Linked DNA regions of Homo sapiens: all the other regions are linked to region 1. The links are chromatin contacts, found by Hi-C or POLR2A ChIA-PET in ENCODE. All regions are on one chromosome and are shown on one strand. The core of a region is the stretch at or near the end of the contact, and the rest is flanking DNA. Distances in the headings are between cores, read along the strand shown.

The links. A loop is a pair of places that touch in the nucleus more often than their neighbours do. ChIA-PET counts read pairs that join two places held with the same protein, here RNA polymerase II (POLR2A). Pooled maps may share reads with other maps.
Region 2: a loop to region 1 is called in a pooled map, with 2.7 times the contacts of the local background. The contact joins the enhancer-like site here to the promoter of POR in region 1. A Hi-C loop is called at or near these places in 1 of 168 maps with a recorded cell type or tissue (naive thymus-derived CD4-positive, alpha-beta T cell) and 9 of 50 pooled maps. POLR2A ChIA-PET finds 5 or more read pairs at or near these places in 2 of 52 experiments (HEK293 and WTC11).
Region 3: a loop to region 1 is called in a pooled map, with 2.3 times the contacts of the local background. The contact joins the enhancer-like site here to the promoter of POR in region 1. A Hi-C loop is called at or near these places in 3 of 50 pooled maps. POLR2A ChIA-PET finds 5 or more read pairs at or near these places in 4 of 52 experiments (K562, OCI-LY7 and WTC11).

Annotation. Positions count from the first base shown.
Region 1 is chr7:75,913,088-75,918,065 of GRCh38, forward strand. It overlaps POR (cytochrome p450 oxidoreductase), which reads left to right and starts at 2,068. Exons shown (of 16, transcript NM_001395413.1): 1 at 2,068-2,092. It overlaps MIR4651 (microRNA 4651), which reads left to right and starts at 2,110; the gene lies at 2,110-2,182. It overlaps LOC124901680 (a long non-coding RNA gene), which reads left to right. Exons shown (of 2, transcript XR_007060393.1): 2 at 1,209-1,407. RefSeq lists an enhancer at 1,476-1,525 and a silencer at 1,786-2,275.
Region 2 is chr7:75,532,884-75,537,861 of GRCh38, forward strand. HIP1 (huntingtin interacting protein 1) reads right to left here. Exons shown (of 31, transcript NM_005338.7): 31 at 415-4,978. Among named protein-coding and RNA genes, the nearest start is that of SPDYE5, 43 kb to the left of the region's middle. RefSeq lists an enhancer at 2,328-2,577. Within about 2 kb of position 2,253, at least 2 of the 41 ENCODE cell types and tissues checked have a DNase peak (open chromatin) inside an H3K27ac peak, as active enhancers do.
Region 3 is chr7:75,593,842-75,598,819 of GRCh38, forward strand. All of the region lies in intron 2 of HIP1 (huntingtin interacting protein 1), which reads right to left. Among named protein-coding and RNA genes, the nearest start is that of SPDYE5, 100 kb to the left of the region's middle. RefSeq lists enhancers at 1,090-2,037, 2,952-3,091. Within about 2 kb of position 3,095, at least 3 of the 41 ENCODE cell types and tissues checked have a DNase peak (open chromatin) inside an H3K27ac peak, as active enhancers do.

The sequences.
Region 1 (4,978 bases), core at 818-3,317:
ATGGTAATAATCTCTTTATATAGGATTTTGCTATTTTCACAATATTTTAAAGATGAAGAGTGGATGGGAATGGTGGCTCACATCTGTAATTCCTGCACTTTGGGAGGCCGAGGCAAGGGATCCCTTGAGGCCAGGAGTTCAAGACCAGGTTGGGCAACATAGCGAGACTCTGTCTCTACAAAAAATTTAAAAATTAGGCTAGGTGCAGTGCTCACACCTGTAATCTCAGCACTTTGGGAGGCCAAGGTGGGAGGACTGCTTGAGGTCTGGAGTTTGAGACCAGCCTGGGAAACATGGCAAAACACCATCTCTACAAAAAAATTTCAATCAACTTTCTTTAAAATGAAAAATAAAAATACAAAAATTAGCCAGTTGTGGTGGCGCATGCCTGTAATTCCAGCTACTAGGGAGGCTGAGGCAGGAGGATCACCTGAGCCCAGGAGGTCGAGGCTGCATCCCAGCCTCAGCGACAAAGGGAGACCCTGTTTCAAAAAATAAGTAACATATATGTTATTATATAATATATATTATTTATATAATATATAAATATAACAAATATAACATTTATATAATATATAAATGTTATATTTATGTATTATTTTATAAATTAACTTTTTTTTTTTTGTGAGACGGAGTGTCACTCTGTCGGCCACACTGGAGTGCAGTGGTGTGAACTGGGCTCACTGCAACCTCTGCCTCCGGGGTTCAAGTGGGTCTCCTGCCTCAGTCTCCCCAGTAGGTGGGATTACAGGCACCCGCCACCATGCCCAGCTAATTTTTGTATTTTTAGTAGAGACGGGGTTTTGCCATGTTGGTCAGGCTGGTCTCGAACTCCTGACCTCAGGTGATCCGCCCACCTCAGCCTACCAAAGTTCTGGGATTACAGGCGTGAGCCACCGTGCCTGGGCTATTTTTAAAAGATGGAGAAGGGGCTCTGAGAGAAGTGAGTTGCACAGTGTTGCAAAAGGAATTCACAGCACAGCTAGTAATAATAGTAGTAGTAGTAATAATAACAATGGCGATGAGAACACTTAGTAATGCCGTGCTCTAAATCCTTTAGGAACAAAGGTTATACCACTTAATCTTCATGACCCTGTAAAGTAGAAACCATAGCAGGAGGCAGAGGTGGGCTTCACTCCCCAACCAAGGCTGCCAGACTTTTCAAACCCCAGAAGCTCTCTGTATCCCCCCACTCCTCTTCCATCCAGGGCTTGCCTCCTGCTTGGTCACTTCCCACCCCCAACAGGCCGGCCTTCAAAAGCGAGCTCTAGGCAGCGTGTGGGACCTCACGCCTGTAATCGCAGCGCTTTGAGAGGCCGAGGAGGGAGGATCACTTGAGACCAGTTCGAGACCAACCTGGGCATCATAGCGAGACCGCATCTCTGCAAATAAAATAAAATAAAATTAGCTAGGTGTGGTGGCGCGCCTGTAGTCCCAGCTACTGGGAGGCTGAAGTGGGAGAATCGCCTGAGCACAGGAGTTGAAGGCTGCAGTGAGCTGTGACTGCACCACTGCAATCCAGCCTGGGCGACAGAACGAGACCCTGTCTCTAAAAACAAACGCGCGCCCTCCGCCGTCAGGCTGGATGGAGGGAACCCAGGGAGACGACTTGGGCCTGAAGCCTCGCCAATTTCAGGTGAGGAAACAGGGCCGTGGAGGAGACAATGTGGCGATCACAAGCAAGCGGCGGCCCGAAGGAGGAGGCTAGACCGGCGGGCGCACAGCCACAGTTCTGCAGTGATCCCCGGGAAGGTGGGCAGCCGGCCCGGTGACCTGCAGGGTCCGAGCTGTAGAAGCCGCAGCCGCCGTCTCCAGGCGACTCCGCCACCCCCGGAACCACGCACTTTCATTTCTCTGCCGGGCGACCCAGCCGAGCCGCGAGGGGGCGTGGCCGGGCCGGGCCGTACCAAGAGCGCAAATTTGCAGGGGGAAGCGCGGGGCTCCGGGAATGCACGCGCGGCTCGAGTGGGCGGGGCGGCGGCCCAATGGCCACGCCCCCACCCCCGCGGCCGGCGAAGGCGGTGGTAGCGCCTCAGTGGTGTGGGCCTGAGCCCTGCCCAGGTGCCCGCAGAGAGCAGCCGGGCTGCCAGCGGTGAGTGCTATCTTTCGCGGCGACGGCGGGGTGGGTGAGGTCGGGCCCCAAGACTCGGGGTTTGCCGGGCGCCTCAGTTCACCGCGGCCGCCTGGCTCTCTGCGTCGGGGTGGGCCCTCGGGCCTGGGCACTGCGCGTCTGGCCCGACGCTCGGGCGGAAGGCATGGCTCCCACCCCGGCCCTCCTCCGCGTCGCCCTTCCCCTAGAGCTGATCTCCCGCGGCGGCCTGAGGGTCGACTTTTCCACAGCTTGGGCCGAGAGAGCCCGGCAGGCCCTCGGCTGAGGGTTAGGGCTCGGTATCTCAGGGCTCGGGGTCCAGTCCCCGCGCCGCCGCCCCCCACGGGCTAAGCCACTTTAACTCTCCGAGCCTCAGTTTCCCCATCTGTACGATGAATGGGCCTCGGGAGGCAGCGAATTCTGGGGGTACCTAACGTGAGAGGCGCTCGATGCATGCTCATGGGACCCGAATCTAACCCTGCAGCATCAGGTGGGCTGAGTCGATGGATCACGGGAGCCCCCCAGCCCGGCCTGCATCCCTGAGGGCAGTGCCCCTCGCAGTCAGGTGTCTCGGCGGCCCCCACAACACAGGTACCCGGATCTCCTGGGGGAGCCGGGACACCCTTAGATCGGGGGAGCAATTGGGTAAGAGTTCAAGGTCTCTTGGGCGCCAGGGGGAGGAGAGTAGAGGTTTCAGTGAGCTTGATTGACTTCGACTTTCTGCGTATTGTTTTTCAAAACGAGTTACCCTTGTGTAAACTGGTGACCACTAATAAGGAGTTTGGGGCTGTTTCAATGAAAGTGGCTGTCTCCTCTCTTAAACCCTTAAAGCTGCAGCCTTGCCTTGCCTTGCCTCTGAGCTTGGCCAAGCTGGAGAATGATGCCAGCACAAAAGGAGACAGGACTGGACTGGGTGGCCCTGGTTTGATTCTTGGCAAGCAAGATACCTCCTGGAGCCTCCGTTTTCTGATCAGTGGGTCTGGTAGTAAGACAGCCACCCTGCTCTCCCCACAGGGTTGAGATTCTGAGGATCAAGACAGGGTCCCAGAGAGTGGCATCGAGAACTTTAATCCTCCTTGTAAGCAGAACGTTTATGGAACCCTCTGGGGGATCCAGTATCCCCACCGTTGTTCACTGCTGTAATTCCTTGGGTCTTGCTTTATGGAGAAGGCATTGATTCATTAACCATTTGCAAGTTCTACCTACGGAAATCCCTTTTGAGTGGTTATGGGGTTGGCTTGGTCAGGAGAACAGCTCCAAAGGCCCAGTTAGTAAACCAGGGAACCCAGAAAGGTCCACTTCCTTTTTTTTGGGAGGAGGGCTGTTTTAGGAGTTCTTATTTTCCTTTTAAGAGAGTGGTTTTTGAGCTACTTATGACCTTCATGCCATCTAATGTTGGAAACTTTCGCTGAGCAGATAGCTTATTATAAAAAGTATTTGTACAACATCCGCATTTCAGAGAATGGGATGCTAGCTGCCAGTTGCGTGGTGGTGTGGAAACTTAGGAGTGATCTTAATTTTCCAAAATTCTTCAGGTCTAGCACTTGAAGAAATAATAGGTAGATTTGAAATGAAACAACCCAGGGATATTCCTGAAAACAGCAGCATTGACCGCAGCCAATGTAAATCAGGTGTGGATCGTCCTGGGTAGTAGGAGTTTATAAATGCCACAGAGGATGTTTGCTGCCAGACATACCTGAATTTTAGGACCTGCTGTTGGTTAACTCTGGGTTGATCCACCCTTAACCCCTTGAAAATCAGAATCTGTGTTAGGTAAGTCTGTGTATGATTAGGAGACAGGCCAATTGAAATCAAAACTGCTTGGCAAATCCAGAACATTTACTCGTGAAGTCCATGGAACATTTCAAGTTAAAAATAATTTAGCTTTTAAGTAACTTTTTTTTTTTTGTGAGACAGGTCTCACTCTGTCGTGCAGGCTGGAGTGCAGTGGCGCAATCATAGCTCACTGCAGCCTCAACCTCCAGGATTCAAGCAATCCTCCCTCCTCAGCCTCCCAAGTAGTTGGGAGTACAGGCACGCACCACCACACCCAGCTAATTTTTTAAATGTTTTTTAGAGATTTGGTTTGCCATGTTGCCCAGGCTGGTCTCGAATTCTGGGGTTCAAGTGGTCCTCCTGCTTTGACCTCCTAAAGTGCTGAGATTACAGGTGTGAGCCACCGTTCCTGGCTTTCTTATTTCTTCTTCTTTTTTTTTTTTTTTTTTCTGATGGAAGCTCTTGAAGTTATAGGACCTTTCATGGTTCCAGAGAGGCTGGCCGCCCCTACAAGAGCTTCGATGTCCTTGTGCTTTAGGGAGGAGCCAGAGAAACAGAGGTCAAGCTCTGGCACTAGCACCGTGTGTGGCCTCAATTGAGCATGTTGGGATTTAACTTTCTGTTATATGTCAGACTCACTTAAAAATTAAAGTTAGAAAAAGGTGAAATGGAGAAATGACAATTTTCTTTTCTTTTCTTTTCTTTTTTTGAGATGGAGTCTCGCTCTGTCGCCCAGGCTGGAGCGCAGTGGGCTCAGTGCAGCCTCCACCTCCCCCAGGTTCAAGCAATTTTCCTTGCTTGAATTCTGCCTCAGCCTCCTGAGTAGCTGGAATTTCGAGTACCCACCACCTGGCCAAAGATTCTGTGCTCATTAGCACACAGCCTCCCAGGTGGCTACAGCCTTAAAAGACTTTCAAATGCCAATTCTAGGCTGGGAACAGTGGCTCACGCCTGTAATTCCGGCACTTTGGGAGACCAAGGTGGGTGAATTGCTTGAGTCCAGGAGTTTGAGACCAGCCTGGGCAACACGGCGAATCCCTGTCTCTATAAAAAAAATACAAATACAAAAATTGACTGGGCATGGTGGCTCACGCCTGTAATCCCAGCACTTTG
Region 2 (4,978 bases), core at 1,003-3,502, 380 kb before region 1:
GTTGTAGACGGGGTCTTGCTGTGTTGCCCAGGTTGCTCTCAAACTCCTGCACTCAAGTGATCCTCCCACTGCAGCCTCCCAAATTGCTGGGATTACAGGCATGAGCCACCATGCCCAATATCAAACTAATATTTCTTTTTTTTTTTTCCTTTTTGTGGAGAACAGCTTCTCACTATATTTTCCAGGCAGGTCTCTTAACTCCTGGGCTCAAGCTATCCTCCTGCCTCTGCCTCCCTAAGAGCTGGGATTACTGGTGTGAGCCACCACACCCGGCTCAAAACTAATATTTCTAAGATATATTCCCAGAGGTGTGGGGCTAAGTGGATTCCATGAACCCCAGGATACAAATGCAGGCTTCTCACTGGAGCCTATACCTCAGAGCCACGCTGGCTGGTCAATCACCACCACGCTCCATTGCCAGGCGGAAATATTTATTTGAAAAATTGAAAACACAGATGCAATGTATTATACAAAGAAAGGTCTTAATACCATAATAAAAGTATTGTTGGAGGGAAACAGAAGCCAGTGGCCACCTGCCCTGGGAAGGTAGGCACTCAGTGAAAAATGAAATTCATTTCAAGGAACTACCCTAATGGAAACCCAGGGGAAAGGTTAAAAACAGAAGAAAAACAAACCCAACCCTATCCCTGCAAACTGAAATGTGAAAGAGTCTGTTATAAGTTTGAGACAACTGCATTATCACCAAGATGTAACCGAACCCCCTCGGTTTGTCCCTATGAGTGGTAATCAGTTTCATTTAGGGCCTTCAAACCTGAGGTAGTTGAGGGTCACCTGAAAGACATGTCTGGAAAAATCTACTCTCAGAATCGAACCCAACAGCATTGAATTGTTTCCTGTTGCTTTGGCTCCTGACAACACCACGGTGTGGTGCTGATCTTGTATTTGGTCTGGACCTGGGAGAGGAAGGAATTTGGCAGCAAACAGCTGGCTGGTTTGCTGCGCCGATGGCTGGCAGGTCCGTGGTGGTGGTTTTCTATGCTACAGGTGGTGCAGTCTCTGGAGGACAAGGATGGCAGAGAGAGGGCAAAGCCAGTTTGCTTGGAAAGCCAATGTTGGAACTGGAGGCTTTCCCTGGCAGGATTTCCAGAGATTTGGAAAGGTGGTAGAAGGTAGCAAGATGCTGACCGGTTATTAAAGACCAGGGTCAAATGGAGCCAGGAGACCCCTCTAGACTAAGGAGCTAAGAGGGAACTTCCAGCTGCAAGCTGAGAACTAGCTCCTGCACAGGGTCGAGGGGCCAAAGCCAACTAATCTGACCGGAGCGACATGTACCTGTGATTCCCGTGTTACCTGGTGGCATAAACCTTGGTGTCTGACTTGGTAGCTGGGACAGTTCCAAGAAAAGTTGCTCTAGACAGTGGTTCTTCCAGCCACTGGGTTAGAGGGACCCGTATTCTGGTGGGATTTTAGGGGTACTGCTATGGACGGCTGCATCAGCAGACAATCTAAACTAGTCTCATTTAAACTCCTTGCTCAGATATAAAATAACCCTGCCAAGATGGCTCTTCTCTTCTATTTCTTTCTCTCTCTCTCTCTTTTTTTTTTTTGAGATGGAGTCTCACTCTGTGACCCAGGCTGGAGTGCAGTGGTGCGATCTTGGCTCACTACAACCTCTGTCCCCCGGGTTCAAGTGATTCTCCTGCCTCAGCCTCCCCAGTAGCTGGGATTATAGGCGCCTGCCACCATGCCCGGCTAATTTTTGTATTTTTAGTAGAGACGGGGTTTCACCATGTTGGCCAGGCTAGTCTTGAACTCCTGACCTCAGGTGATCCACCCGCCCCTGCCTCCCAAAGTGCTGGGATTAAACGTGTGAGACACCATGTCTGGCCTCTTTCTCTTATGTAAACAAACATCTTTTCTCTAGAGGTCTCAGGGCACTGTCTTACAAACTTAAGTAACAGATGCAGCTGTTTTTTAACTTCTTGTCGATCCTAAGCCATGATTTTGTTGCTGTCCCATCTTGTCATGACCCATTTACGCTCACCCGAGACTTGTCACTAGTGATGCTCAGTGACTCATTTAGAAGGCTTGCAGGTTCATTTTTAGCTTTAAGATGTGATTCCCGTTTTAATCCAAGGTGTGTCATTAAATAGCTCTTCATCTTCATTTTTAGAAGAGTCACAATAGGACAATTTGATTTTGTCTAGAGAATGGGGTAGCCATTCTAATCTGAGCTATTACGAAAGTAATTATGTGACATCTGACAGCTACTTCCTCATGTGACACTGAATTAGCCTCTGCTTCTGTTTAAGTGCTTTCTTAACCGTTATGACTCAGGCTAAGTCGATGAAGTTTTTAAACATTTCTGTGGCTTCTTTTTAGAGACAGGATCATTCAGATAATTTTTTGTTTGTTTTTAAAGAGATGGAGTCTCGCTCTGTCACTCAGGCTGGAGTGCAGTGGGAAATCATGGCTCATTGCAGCCTCAAACTCCTGGGCTGGGCTCTGACACAGAATCTTTTTTTTTTTGAGACAGGGTCTCACTCTGTCACCCAGGCCGGAGTGCACTGGCACAATCAGGGCTGACTGCAGCCTCGACTTCCCAAGCTCAAGCAATTCTCCCACCTTAGCTCCCCAACTAGCTGAGACTACAGGCATGCACCATCATGCCCGGCTAATTTTGTTTTTGAATTTTAGTAGAGATGAGGTCTTGCTATGATGCCCAGCCTGGTCTCAAACTCCTGAGCTCAAGCAATCATCCCGTCTTGGCCTCCCAAAGTTCTGGGATTACAGGCATGCGCCACTGTGCCCGGCTGGGCAGAGAATCTTAATTTGATCCATTACACTAGACTGTTTGCCCCATTTGTAATTTTTTTTTTTTTTTGAGACGGAGTTTTGCTCTTGTTGCCCAGGCTGGAGTACAATGGCGTGATCTCAGCTCACTGCAACCTCTGCCTCTGGGGTTCAGGTGATTCTCCTGTCTCAGCCTCCTGAGTAGCTGGGATTACGGGCACCCGTCACTACGCTCGGCTAATTTTTGGTATTTTTAGTAGAGATGGGGGTTTCACCATGTTGGACAGGCTGGTCTTGAACTCCTGACCTCAGGTGATCCTACCACCTCAGCCTCTCAAAGTGCTGGGATTACAGGCGTGAGCCACTGTGCCCGGCCACCCCTTGGTAATTGGGAACATATGAGTTAGAATGGCTGAGATCTAGAAGTGAGGACTAGCCACTTTTGGAAATGTTGACCCGCATCAAGAACACACCGATTGGTTTAGTTGCCACAACTGGGACAGGGAAGCCACGCACCATTCCTTCTGAGCCTTGAATCAAAAAAATACTAAGCAGAAAGCAGCATTCAACATTAAGACTGCCCAATTTCTAGTGCTGATACTTCCTTAGCCCAGTATGGAGGTCACACGTCTGAGTATGGTCATCCGAGGTCCTGGGAGAGAGTTTTTTGAATGTCCCACTTAGAAAATGCACAGAGAGGGAGTTGGGGAGGGGGGTGGGCTAGGGAGATGGGGGTTGGTTCACAGTGATCAAACAGAAGTCTCACAACCCGTCATGTAGCAAAACCTAGCAATATTCTGTTGGAGCAGATCCTGGGAAGTGCTTGATGGCTACCACCAATGAGTTGCTATAGATAAAGAAGGAAGACGCTGTTTTTCCAAGATCAGAAGGTCACTTAAATGCTGGGGTCCATCTAGAAGAGGAAAAGTGCTGTTGGGCTGCCCATCCCTGGCAAGCTGTTCATGTGCCCTCTGTCCTCATCCTGTCCACAGGGCAGCGAGAGCCTGGGGCATGTGGCTGAAAGGAGTTGGAGCCGCTGGCTCTGTCCTTTCTCATTTTCTCTGACCCAAGAGCTCCAAATGATCTCCTTGCTTTGGGATCCAAGTCAGTAACAGTCCAGCACCTTGGCCTTTCTTCTGATTCTTGAAGGCTGATGTAGCCGGGCAGAAAGATGAGCCTTGCTAGAGTCACACCTGAAGTTCTGATTGCTCCAAGCATCTCTTTGTAGGCTGTTGCTGCTTAAGGGAGGTTAGTAATAAATACTAAGGGTAGCAAACCAAGTATAGGGTTCTTCCCTGATGGGAGCAATTGCATCTGATCTTCCGGGTTTGTCAATTGCGTAGAAGGTGGAACGATCTTCCTATTCAAGAGGATGCCAAGGCAGACGTCTGCAGAAAGGAGTTGGGAATCACTCCCACACTCCGTCTCTGGGCCAAGGGAGACGGCCCGCTTGACAGAGACCATTCACGGACAGTTCATTCCGGCAGGGAAGTAGTGTTGTTGATCTCACCAGCTCCATTCAAGCATGTGATCAAGTTTTTGAGCCTCGTCACGGGAACTGGGCTGTGTGAACCCTCTTGTCCCTCTTTCTGTTGTCTTCTCCCTTGTAAAGGCGGACAGAGGCTTTCCGCCGGGATTCAGCTTTAGGAGGGAAAGGCACTCACTCTCCTTCTGCTTTTTGAGGAAAGCTGTCACTCAGCAGCTCCGCCTGACCCTGGAGCATGGACTGGGTGGGCCAGCACTTGGTCAGTGTGGAGGCGGAGATGGAGCACCGAGAGGCCTGGGCAGCACCATCGCTGGAGCTACCACAGTTGGGGGGCCCTGGAGACTCAGCCCCAGGGGTGTGCCCTTTGGGAGAGTTGGCTATGTGAGTGAAACTTAAAAAAAAAAACAAAACCAAAAAACCCAACCAACCACCATAAGAAGCAGTGGAAATCCATGGCACTGCCCAAAGAGGGGGAGAATGGCTTTGGCATTCACAGCCAGGACACTCCTGCCGTCCTTCTGACTGTGCAGATCTCAGGGTAGTGTCCTGGTTTGGAATCCATCAGCCCTCTGATGCTCACAAGTTTGTGCAAATGATGAAACTGAAAAGACTGAGAAGAAAACAGAAAAGAAAAGGCATAAGATCTTCCCTTTCCAAGCTGTCAACAAACAACAAGCAGCTCCTCTATTAAGGATACCCATTGTTGTGGGGGTCAAATAGTCAGCAGGACTGGATGTT
Region 3 (4,978 bases), core at 1,845-4,344, 320 kb before region 1:
GTAAACCCACCTGGCCCTGTTCAGGGGCACCTTCAATCTCTCCACACCTTAAATTCCCCATATATGGAATCCTGGAACCGCTTCTCCCCAGGCCTAATTCCAAACACACCCACTCCCTGCAGATAGTCGTCAGTTTGCATGTAATAAATGTCCATCAGGGTGGAGCGCGGTGGCTCACACCTCCAATCCCAGCACTTTGGGAGGCTGAGGCGGGCGGATCACCTGAGGTCAGAGTTTGAGATCAGCCTGACCAATGTGGTGAAACCCCGTCTCTACTAAAAATACAAAATTAGCCCAGTGTGGTGGCGCATGCCTGTAATCCCAGCTACTCAGGAGGCTGAGGCAGGAGAATTGCTTGAACCCGGGAGGCAGAGATTGCAGTGAGCCGAGATCATGCCATTGCACTCCAGCCTGGGCAACGAGCAAAACTCTGCCTCAACAACAACAGCAACAACAAAAGCCCTTTCCATAAACCTGAACACCCGACTTCTTCCATAAACCTGCCTGGCCCTGTTCAGGGTCACCTTCAATCTCTCCACACCTTGAATTCCCCATATATGGGATCCTGGAACCACTTCTCCCCAGGCCTGATTCCAAACACACCCACCCTCTGCAGATAGTTGTCAGTTTGCATGTAATAAATGTCCATCAGGGTTGGGCGTGGTGGCTCACGGCTGTAATCACAGGACTCTGGGAGGCCGAGGTGGGCAGATCACGAGGTCAGGAGATCAAGACCAGCCTGGCCAACATGGTGAAACCCCGTCTCTACTAAAAGTACAAAAATTAGCCGGGCATGGTGGTGCATGCCTGTAATCCCACCTACTCGGGAGGCTGAGGCAGGAGAATCACTTGAACCTGGGAGATGGAGGTTGCAGTGAGCCAAGATTGCACCACTGCACTCCAGCCTGGGCGACAGAGCGAGACTCCATCTCAAAAATAAACAAATGTCCCTCTGGCCTCACATGATTTTAAGTTCGGCTATTCCAGATCTCTGTCATTAGTGAGCTCTTTTTGGAGTGAGGAGAGAATTTCCACTTTTGTAATTGTGTGCTTCAACAAGATTCACAGACCCAGTAACTGGGCACTGTCAGTTGTTAGGACAACTCTGTGCCCGGAACTTTAGGCTTTACTCAGCAAGGCTAGGTCGCAAGTGCACTGTCATTTAGGGCAGAAGGACTCATCTCAGGTAGGAAACTAAATGACTCACCCAGAGCACATGTTATTTTGCTTCTGAACTGGAAGATACCATAAAGCTCCTTTCCTCGATGACATCTTCATTTAGAGAGGGGTGGGCTTAAACAGATGTTTGGGTCTGGAAGCTAAAATCAGCTTTTGGTGTAGGAGTCCTTTCTTTCTTTCTTTCTTTCTTTCTTTCTTTCTTTCTTTCTTTCTTTCTTTCTTTCTTTCTTTCTTCCTTCCTTCCTTCCTTCCTTCCTTCCTTCCTTTCTTTCTTTCTCTCTCTCCCTTCCTTCCTTCCCTCCCTCTCTCTCTCGTTCGTTCTTTCTTTCTATTTTTTTTTTAGACAGGGTCTCGCTCTGTTGCCCAGGCTGGAGTGCAGTGGCACAATCTTGGCTCACTGCAACCTCCACCTCCCAGGTTCAAGTGATTCTCGTGCCTCAGCCTCCCAAGTAGCTGGGATCACAGGCACCCGCCACCATGCCCGGCTAATTTTTGTTTTTTTTAGTAGAGACGGGGTTTCACCATGATGCTCAGGCTGGTCTCGAACTCCTGGCCTCAAGAGATCCACCCACCTTGGCCTCCCAAAGTTCTGGGATTACAGGTGTGAGCCACTGTGCCTGGCCTTGGTGTAGGAGCGATTTCTGAAATAATTCAGAAATAATGCCTTTCTGGCATTCTTTCACATATAAGCATTTTTATGCCCCAAGTATGTGTCAAAGCCTGTAAAATCCATTCAGGGAGAAAAAAAAGAAAATAAGAAAAATAAGACTCAGTCCCCAGCCCTCCAGGAGTGAATACCAAGGTGGCGGGCCAACCTGTTCACCATTTAGGCATCTGTGATAAATGTGTAAGCAGCATTTCTGAAGTCAGACTTCCTAATGCTTATTCAGTTTGTATCTAAGGCAGCTGATAAAAGACCTGATAATAGATAAATGCGCTGGGCATGGTGGCTCACGCCTGTAATTGCAGCACTTTGGGAGGCCCAGCGGGAGGACTGCTTGAGCCTAGCTAGGAGTTCAAGACCAGCCTGGGCCACAGTGAGACCCCATCTCTATAAAAAATTAGCCAGGCATGATGGCATGTGCCTATAGTCCCAGCTACTCAGGAGGCTGAGGTGGGAGGATCACTTGAGCCTAAAAGTTGGAGGCTGCAGTGAGCCTCCAACTGATTGTGTCACTGCACTCCAGCCTGGGTGACAGTGCATGACCCTGCCTCAAAAAAAAAAAAAAAAAAAAAAGCTTTGGGATATCTTTAATTAGGCATTTCAAACCCTACTGTATGGAGTTGATTTTTCAACATTTATTCACCATTTAGAAATTATGAATCAGAGACTCATAGAATGTTAGGGCTGGACTGTTAAATCTTTGAAATCTTTTTCTTTTTGAAACAGAGTTTTGCTCTTGTTGCCCAGGCTGGAGTACAGTGGTACGATCTCGGCTCACTGCAACCTCTGCCTCCCAGGTTCAAGTGATTCTCCTGCCACAGCCTCCCAAGTAGCTGGGATTACAGGTACCTGCCACCACACCTGGCTAATTTTTGTTTTTTCAGTAGGACGGGGTTTTACCATGTTGGCCAGGCTGGTCTCGAACTCCTGACCTCAGGTCATCCATCCGCCTCCACCTTCCAAAGTGCTGGGATTATAGGCATGAGCCACCACACCTGGCCTGAAATCTTCTTTGTCCAACCTTTGATTGAACAGAAAGTGACCTAAGACTCATGGAGGCCCCACTCAAGGTCCCAGAGTGAGCCCGAGAGTTCCAGTGGCAGAATGTCAGAATCTCCTTGCAGGGCCCCTTCCCTCCTCCCAGGGAGCCTCCCGGCAGCATGTGACCTGACCCTGCCGCTGCAGGCCTGGCCTCTCTGCACCCATGTCTTGTCCTGAACAGCACACTGCCTGATGATAACTGTCTCTCCCTTACTCATATCTTTTATCAGATTGATCACAAATTATTCGTAGGTAAGGGTCAGGGCTGAGTCATTTCCTCTGAGAAAATCCACTGGGCCGTTTAAAATAAAGGCTTTTCTTGGTTTGCTTTGAATCATCGCAAGGGTACCAAACGTGATGCAGGAAACCAAGGGGCCTGTGTCTTTCTGGGGAAAAAAAGAGCAAGATCTAGCTAGGCTCGCACAGGGCTGGACTTCTGGGTTACCCCAGAGAGGTTCTGCAGCCGCCATCCTAATTCCAGCCAAAGCATCTTCCCACTAAAGGCAAGCTGCTTTCCCTCTAGCAAACAGCAGTTCATATATCACACTAAGCAATGCTGGGCTTCTCTGGCTATCTAACCTGGAGGGTCGCCTCTAGGGGTTGAGGCTAGAAGGCTTCGGGACAAGCTGCTCTGGCTTGCCTGGCTGTGACACAGTAACCAAGAGCCCAGGTGAGGAGAAGCTTCCCACTGCAGACAGAAGTCCAGCCTCTGAGGCTGGGTGCGGCCTCCGAAGTTGGGCGCGGTGGCTCATGCCTGTAATTCCAGCACTTTGGGAGGCCAAGGCAGGAGGATTGCTTGAGCTCAGGAGTTTGAAACCAGCCTGAGCAACATGGCAAAACCCCGTCTCTACTAAAAATACAAAAATTAGCTAGGGGTAGTGATACACACCTGTGGTCCCAGCTACTTGGGAGGTTGAGGCAGGTGGATCTCTTGAGCCTGGAAGGCGGAGGTTGCGGTGAGCTGAGATCATGCCACTGCACTCCAGCCTAGGCGACAGAGCAAGACTCTGTCTCAAAAAAAAAAAAAAAAAAGTCCCAACTCTGCTTGCCCGGAACTCCACCTTGCTCTGGCCCAGCACACAGAGAGTTAAAAGCTTAGCCACCCCCCTGGCAGACTCTCTCCTTCAGCCTTTGGGGATTAAGCGCTCCAGTTCCTGGATTCTGCAACTCAAAGGCAGATTCCTAGGGATTCATCAGCCAGCATGGTCCTGCACCTCTCTACAAAGCCACAGGCTGCTCCTGGGTGTGGTGGGCTTACAGAGGGCTTTCAAGTCACCCATTCCCTAATCCACTTCAAGGCTCTTGTCTTCTTCCCCCTGGCATAGGTTGAACCTGTTCACGAAGGTAGAGAGCCCCTGCCTCAGTTTAAGGCCAACCAACCTCTGAAGCTAAGACTTTCTTTTTTTCGGCCAGGCATGGTGGCTCATGCCTGTGATCTCAGCACTTTAGGAGGCTGAGGCCAGGCGTTCAAGGCCAGCCTGGCCAACATGGCAAAACCCCGGTCCTACTAAAATTACAAAAATTAGCCGGGTGTGGTGGCACACGCCTGTCATCCCAGCTACTTGGGAAGCTGAGGCACAAGAATCGCTTGAATCCAGGAGGCAGAGGTTACAGTGAGCCGAGAACATGCCACTGCCCTCCAGCCTGGGCAACAGAGTGGGACTCTGTCTCAAAAAAGAAAAAAAAAAAAAACTCTCTTTTTCTTTTTTTTTTGCTTTCATGCTCAGAAAAGGAGATAACTATTGATTATGCAACCCCCAGGGGAGTGGTCCCTGTGTTCCTGTAAAGGCAAAGAAAGGACCTGGAGGGCTTTGAATATAGGTGAAGATCCCTCCTGACCCCCAGGAGGTCTCTCAAAGGAAAGTAACTTTCAAGTGACTATGAGGTTCTACAAAGCTTGAGTCGGCCAGGTGCAGTGGCTCTCCCCTGTAATTCCAGCACTTTGGGGTTACAGAGGAGGGAGGATTGCTTGAGGCCAGCTTGGGCAATGAGCAATACCCCATCTCTAAAAATCATAAAATAAATTAGCCAGGCATAGTGGTGCACACCTGTAGTCCCAGCTACTCGGGAGGCTGAGACGAGAGGATTGCGTGA